Linked DNA regions of Mus musculus: region 2 is linked to region 1. A link is a loop called in an ENCODE intact Hi-C map of the cell type or tissue named here. Cell type or tissue: left cerebral cortex. All regions are shown on one strand. Each heading gives the region's core, and the rest is flanking DNA. Links, peaks and the distances in the headings are about the cores only.

The links. A loop is a pair of places that touch in the nucleus more often than their neighbours do. Peaks named below come from ENCODE experiments on the same cell type or tissue, not always from the same donor. Only the 100,000 strongest peaks of a DNase experiment are listed, where the experiment ranks them.
Region 2: it touches region 1 in a loop (2.7-fold over the local background); 1 of 42 quality-filtered maps calls a loop at or near these places.

The regions. Positions count from the first base shown.
Region 1 is chr2:26,350,250-26,353,914 of GRCm38, reverse strand. Dnlz (DNL-type zinc finger) reads left to right here and starts at 1,805. Exons shown (of 3, transcript NM_026828.3): 1 at 1,805-2,142; 2 at 2,441-2,580; 3 at 3,357-3,665. The coding sequence starts at 1,903. The coding sequence ends at 3,510. It overlaps Card9 (caspase recruitment domain family, member 9), which reads left to right. Exons shown (of 13, transcript NM_001037747.3): 11 at 901-974; 12 at 1,354-1,430; 13 at 1,504-1,728. The coding sequence ends at 1,603. In left cerebral cortex, for the core only: CTCF peaks have their summits at 1,559 and 1,758 (motif pointing right); DNase peaks (open chromatin) are centred at 1,806 and 2,281; H3K4me3 peaks cover 2,292 bases; H3K27ac peaks cover 2,046 bases.
Region 2 is chr2:26,152,174-26,155,838 of GRCm38, reverse strand. No RefSeq gene overlaps it. Among named protein-coding and RNA genes, the nearest start is that of Tmem250-ps, 14 kb to the right of the region's middle. In left cerebral cortex, for the core only: CTCF peaks have their summits at 1,657 (motif pointing left) and 2,350 (motif pointing left); DNase peaks (open chromatin) are centred at 1,630 and 2,356.

The DNA of each region.
Region 1 (3,665 bases), core at 726-3,225:
CTGATCTAATAGCTGGGGGGTGGCAGCTGGGGCAGCTGAGGGTGGGTGGCGAGAGGGTCTGGCGCAGGGAGGAGCCCAGGGAGCTTTCGTGACAAGTCAGACAGACTTCCTCAGCTCAGCCTTACCCCAGGCTCTAACCAAAGGCAAAAGGGGAACAAGAGGTGTAGATGGAGAAGCACGGGTCACCCACTGCAGCCCCCAAGACCCAACCTGAGGTCACTGAGCTCCATGTGGGCACACAAGGAGAAGGATGCAAGAGCAGCCAGCTCCCTTGAAGGCATGCCAACAGTTAGGCACAACGAAAATGAGAGGGGAAGGGGGCAGGGCTGCTGGGACGGGGTTGTTCTCACACCCTGAGCCCTCCTTGGATATAATTGTTTCTTGATGTTCATAGCCTTCCCTGCACATCTTCTACCTAGAGGCTTGAGCCTTGGTTTGCCCAGGACCTGGGGCATGCTGGCTCTGGCTACCTGGAATGATTATTCTTCTAATTAATATGGTGTACTTGCACTAACCCAGGCCCCCGATGCCCTGAGCTCTCCACTGAGGCTGCCCCCACACCACCCATGGGAACCACTAGACACAAAAATGTTGCCAAGCTAAAAGGGACATGGACTGGGGCATGCATTCGCAAATAATCATGGGGACCTGGAGTCTTTCCTAGCCATCTGTCCTTGTGTTTGGTGACAGTCAGCTTGGGCGGTATGGGTGACTGATGGTAGGAGCCCTGTTGATGTAGCAGTCAAGGGCTCAGCCTGTTTCTGTGAAATGCAGTCCCCACTGGACTCATGCAAAGGTCCCAGCCCGTAAGGCTGACCTAGGCTAATGCTAGTTGGGCTGTTTGCAGAGGGAGGTGGCCATACCAGATGGGGCCCCCATAAGCACAGATCTTCCTTTCAGGTGTACTGGCAGACAGGGAGAGCCCAGAGCAGCCCTTTATGGCTCTGAACAAGGAGCATCTTTCACTGACCCATGTAAGGCTGATTGGGGTTCCCAAGAGCCCTGGTTACTACATGGCTGATCCTGGGGAGGAGGGTGACGCCACTGGACAGCTGGGGATCACAAGGTCTTTGGTAGTGTATGGGTAGGATGTAACATTTGGATAGTGGGGTGGTTGGACAGGGGAGGGGACAATGTAAGGACACCCATACTGCTGTTCACTGCAAAGAAGTCTTCCACTCACCTGGCTACAAAGGGGTTGTCACCCCACGCTCAGTCATCTCGGAGTCCAGCAGACCCCACGGCCAGCTAGCTATGCTCCACACCTGCTGGAGTCCCAGGGCTGCCGTGGTAAGGCCACGGTGTCCAGCTGCCCGCCCCGTTGTCCAGCTGCCGGCCCCGTTCCTTCTCTAGGGCATGGGGCCCAGCAGCAGCGAGCCCCCGGAGAAGGAGCGGCGGCGCCTCAAGGAGAGCTTCGAGAACTACCGCAGGTGTGGGGCGGCGGGCAGGACGGCTGGCGGGTGGGACACCTGTGCCTACCTGCTCACACTGCGGGCCCCACAGGAAGCGGGCGCTCCGCAAGATGCAGAACAGCTGGCGGCAGGGAGAAGGGGATCGCGGGAATACGACAGGCAGCGACAACACCGACACCGAGGGCTCCTAGCGAACCGCGCCGAGGCTGAGCATCTGTGGAATTGTGAAAGGATGCTGCGGTTTTTTTTTTTTTTTTTTTTTTTTTACTGTATTAGAATTAGAAAATGCAACTAAATAAAATAATCACCGAGCTGAGCCTGTTGGTTGGATATGCAAGCGGGGCGACACCAGGGGGCAACAGAAAGCAGTGCACCGGTGGCGGATGGAAGCCGAAGAGGGCCGCTTCCGGCCGCTGCGCCCGTTACCAAAATGGTCGACGCAGCTTCACGGGGCGGTGCAAGAAAAGGTGGCTAAGGATTCGCAGGCGGGATGTTGCGGACAGCGCTGAGCCGCATGCCGACACTACTTCGTAGTGTGCGGACCCGGGATTCCGGACCGCGGCGGCTTTGGGATTTGGGGGCTCGCCTAAAGACCGCGGAGAGACTTCGGGGCTGGGCCTGGGGCTGGGCCTCGGGCTGGCGGAGCTCGAGCTCCGCGCCGGGATCAGGGCGTGCGGCGGCGCTGGGGCGCGTGGAAGCGGACCACTATCAACTCGTCTACACCTGCAAGGTGGGCGCTGTCGGCAACACCTGGTGCTGGCTGGTTTCCTGTTGGTGTAGGGTCCTGGCAGAAACGTGGAAGTATCCTTCGGACCAGGGAGGAGGCGGAGTCTTTACAAATGGCTGGGTGGGAATGAGGCACAGGGCCTTCTAGGTTGGGTTATCAGGAGACAGGCGTCTAGAAATGACGCCGTCGCCTAGGTGGGATCATCAGAGAAAGGGTTGAGGCTGTCCCTCGGGATGGAGTTAGACCTTGGGAGAGACTTTCCTGTGTATGCCTTGCCTGACCACCTCTCTAACCCAGCTAGGTCTGTGGGACTCGGTCATCCAAGCGCATCTCAAAGTTGGCCTATCACCAGGGCGTGGTCATCGTGACTTGCCCTGGTTGCCAGAACCACCACATCATCGCAGACAACCTAAGCTGGTTCTCTGACCTGAAGGGGAAGAGGTGAGGCCAGCTGGGAGGGGTAGGAGACAGTAAGATTGTGGCCCTGTGTGAGCCTGGATCCATTGCCTGGATCTCTCTACCTGGACAGCCCAGCTTCCACGTGGACCTGGAAGCAGTTGAATTTGAACTTCAGATGAACCATGAATGGCCCCAAATATGGCAAACTAGTTCTATGGCTCTACCTCTGTCACTGCCTGACCTCTGATCTCGCCAGGGGCCTTATCAATCTCTAGTGGAGGCTTTTTGTCCTCTGCCAACTCAGGGCAGATGGAAGGGTATGTGTCAGATTATGGACTGGGGCAGCCTTCAGTGGTGTTCCCACTTTTGGGAGAGCAGTGGGGAGGGCCAGGAGTCAGTTTGGAGGCTGTGCCTGATGCCTTCTTAATGTTCTATGAGGAGGGATCAGTGGCAGGAGTAAGGGCAGAGCCACAGAGGAGATAGCCTGTGATAAGTGTGCAGGCCTTGGGTCTCTAGGGTTCGCCTCTTAGACCTGGACTGCAGAGAAATCTCAGCTCTGATATGTAGGGACAAGACTGAAATGCAGGGATGGGTGTTACCTGGTGAGAGGCAGGGCCACGGCCCTTGGTGGTACACTGTACGAGAGAGATGGCTTCTGAGGACTTGTTAACAGATACATTTGGTGAAGGTGCCATTAGGTGCCTGCAAGGTACTGGTGTCACTTGGATGCTGGGACAAGTGTTCCAGGCCCAAGATGACCATGGGATGCCCTTGAGGGAGCCCAGAGTAAGGCTGATGCTGCTCTTACTGTCTTGCAGGAATATTGAAGAGATCCTAGCAGCCAGAGGAGAGGAGGTACGCCGAGTGTCTGGTGACGGTGCCCTGGAACTGATTCTGGAGGCTGCTGTACCCCCTGACACCCCAGAAGGGGATGAGGATCCCCCCAACCCTGGCAAGATGGGACAGAGCTGATCTGCATACTCCTACAGCTGCAGACTCCAGTCTTCCCAAAAGTCGCTCCCTTCACTTGGAGCCTCACAAGCCTGCTGCTGTTCCTTGTCAGTAAAAAGCCATCACCTCCAGGCACCGGGCCTGGGCTCCTGTTTTTCTCTTGTGAAGTCAGAACA
Region 2 (3,665 bases), core at 649-3,148, 200 kb after region 1:
GGCTTGCCTGTACTCACGGGTGTAAGTCCCTTACTTCCTGCTCTGTGTCTTTCTGTAAGAACAGTGTGGGCCCCTCCCCAACCTGGCTGGAAAGAATGCAACTTAAAGAAGCAGGAAACTCTCTGAGTCCGAGGCCAGTCTGGACTACAGAGCTAGTTCCAGGTCATCCAGGGCTACACAGAGAAACCCTGCCTCAAAATAAAATAAACCTGGAGCAAAGGCCACAAGAGATGAGTAGCAGGCCCAGAGTTTATGGTTGTGCAATGCTCTTGGAGCCCTGTGATTGACATATATCACACACCCCTGTCAAACCCACAAACCCTCAGACTGTACAACATCAAGAGGACCTTTGTGGCGCTGTGAACTTTGGGAAAGGATGAGGTAATCCTAAAACTGCTCCAACAGGTAAACCCCTCTGTAATTTAAAGATACAGTCTGTTTTTCATTATTATGTTTTTTTTTTTCTTCAAAGAGACAGGGTCCCTTGTAGCCCAGGCTTGCTTTGAACTCAATATGTAGGTGAGGATAGCCTCGAACTCCTGACTCTTCTGCCTCAACCTCTGGAGTGCTATGGGATTATAACCATGTGCCACCACACCCAGTTTACGCATCATTGGAGTTGAACCTGGGGCTTCATGGATGCTAAGCCAGCTCTCTACCAACTGGACCTCAGCCTCACTCCAACTCTTTCATTGGCCCACCATGTCCTTGTAAGAGGCTATTCAGATTGTTCAGACCTAACGGAACTTCTCAGAACCCTAGGAGCACCTGGGGTGCCAAGACCTTCTCTATGCTGAAGACCTATCTGACCAACAGATGTTTGCTGAGATGCAGCTGGTGACAGAAGTGCATAGGAGTATGAGCACCTTGGTCCACGCTGCAGCCAACACTCCAGGTGAGAACAAGCCCAGCCAGTCACAGGATTGTGGAGTTGATTTCCACGTCTGCCTGTGACAATTGCACCAACAGTGGCTAGGAGCCAGGAGGTCTCCTTGCACACGTGCTGGGCCACTGAGAATGTAGCAGTTCTCTTATCTACCAACACAGGCTTTACCACTAACAGTTGCTCCTGGCCCTCTGTGCCCAGCAGCCTGTGTGAACCAGCCACACTCACCTCATTGGACAGATGGTCTAACACTTGTGTCCTCTGTGTCCACCGAGATGGAGAACACCGTGAGCATCCTGGAGGAACCTGGCCCTGCCTTGTTTCCACCACAGATAACTGAGTGTAAGCCCTGCACTCCAGCCACCAGCTTCTCCACATGTGTGTCCTCCATCTCCTCATCTGGGAAAGGTATGTGTGTCTGTGTGTGTGTGTCGGTGTGTGTGTGTCTATGTCTATGTGTGTGTGTGTCTGTGTGTGTGTCTGTGTGTGTCTGTGTCTATGTGTCTGTGTGCGTGCATGCGCATGTATGCCAGGAGATGAACCTTAGGAGCCTGGGAGTGATCTTTGCAGGTGTGCAAGAAAGCCTGTAGCCATCCACAGGATAGCTCCTCCTTTCATAATAAAGCAGTGTGGGCTACTCCCCTGCACAACTGGGGTGCTGCACAGAGGAGCTGTCACCTGCTTTGTCACTACCACTCCCATTCCTCCACTGCACCTCTCTTTACAGGGCGAAAAGTGGAAAGAAAGCACAAGACTGCCCCCTAGTGTTCTTATCAGAAAACTGCTCCAGTCTCCTTTAGCTCTTCCAAAAGTAGCAAGCTCAGACTGAGCTCTTGAGGTGTGAGACCCTCTCACTGGGGTCTCCGGGAAGCAGGCCCTCTAGAGGTCAGATGGGGACCCAACCCACTGAGTCAGAGCACTCAGGAGCTGTGGGGACCTGCAGCGTGGTGTCGCTCAGTACTCCCACACCCCTGCCTTCTAACTGACTCCACCCTAGTCATCTGTGACAGGGGTATAAGCCCTGTTAGGCTTGGTGTTCACCATCACCCCCCATCCAAAAATTCCCCTGGGTGCTCCAAGGAAGCCCGGACTTCTGTAGTCAGAACCCACCATCTTGCTGAGGTCCCCAAGTCAGGGTCCAGCATGGATGCTACTCACTGAAGGCCCCATATTCCATCTTTCTAGATTGGAAGTAAACTGAAGCACAAAGAACTAGGTGATCCGAGTGAACTGAGGTACTCAGAGGTGAGCCAAGGTGAAATGAGGTAAATGGAAATAAACTGGGGTGACATGAAGCAATATGCTGGGATGTTCAGTGACCCTAGGTGAGAGGAACAGTGCTGAAGTGCATGAGCTGGCCGTATAGCAGTTCAGAGACAACTATGGATAGAGCTGAGATCTCCACCAGCCCCATGCCAGCAGAGACTGACGCCTTAGGCTAACCCCAGCTCAGACCAGATGCGCCTCCTGGTGGCTGAGCCTGGACCTCTGGCCAGCCCTTAGGGCAAGTCCCCAAGTGGTCCTCCTAGGCCCTCTGGCAGGCCAAGAACTCCCATGCTGACCGCAGGCTCTTTTCTTAGAATACAACTCAGAACCTTGCTAGAAGGCAGAACTATTTACAGTTGGCTGAGAGAGACAGAAGGGAGTGGCTGAAATCTCAGGTGATGTTCAATAGGTAGACCTGGATTCCCCTCCACTTCAGGTAAAACCCAACTTTGAGGCACCAAGAGGCACCAAGAACAGGTTGAAAGATCTGCCTCAAAAAAAAAAAAAAAAAAAAAAAGAATAAGAAAAAAAGAAAAGAAAAGAAAAAGGAAGGAAGATCTGTCTCAGGATACAGCCTCCCACCCTGGACCCCCTTCTAGAGATCCTCGGTAATATGAAAAGGGGCCAGGGCTACACAGAGAAACCCTGTCTCAAAAAAAAAAAACAAAAAAAAACAAAAACAAAAAGAAAATGAAAAGAAAATCAAAGAGGAAACAAACGTCCTGCTTCCTCTTCTCTTTCCTCTTCTTCTCCCCTCCCCTCCCCTCCTCCTCTTTCCTCCTCCTCCCCTTCCTCCTCCTCCTCTTTCCTCTTCTTCTTCTTCTTCTTCTTCTTCTTCTTCTTCTTCTTCTTCTTCTTCTTCTTCTTCTTCTTCTTCTCTTCTTCTTCTTCTTCTTCTTCTTCTTCTTCTTCTTCTTCCCTCCCTCCCTCCCTCCCTCCCTCCCTCCCTCCCTCCCTCCCTCCCTCCCTCCCTCCCTCCCTCCCTCCCTCCTTCCCTCTTCCCTCTTCCCCTCTTGTTTGGTTTACTTTTGAGGCAGGTTTTCTCTGCATAGCCCTGGAACTCACTCTGTAGACCAGACTCAAACTCAGAGATCTGCCTGCCTCTGTCTCCCAAGTGCCACCACCACCAGTAATTCACTGTGCTATCTCACTGCACCCAGGACCATCAGTCCATGGATGGCCTCATCCACAACACAGGGGGCCCTCCCACATCAATTATCAACCAAGAAAACGTCCTTTAGAACAACCCCACAGAAGCATTTTTCTAATTCATATTCTTTCTTTCCACCACAGATAGTGATGCCATGGCCCATGCTGTAGCCAGACTTCCTTGATCTGTGCTGCTGCTGACTACACAGGGCAGGGGGCTTCTTCTGCCAGGGTGTGGATGACTGCAGACTTATAGTTAAGAATGAGAGATGCCAGGCAGTGGTGGCGCATGCCTTTAATCCCAGCACTTGGGAGGCAGAAGCAGGCAGATTTCTGAGTTCGAGGCCAGCCTGGTCTACAGAGT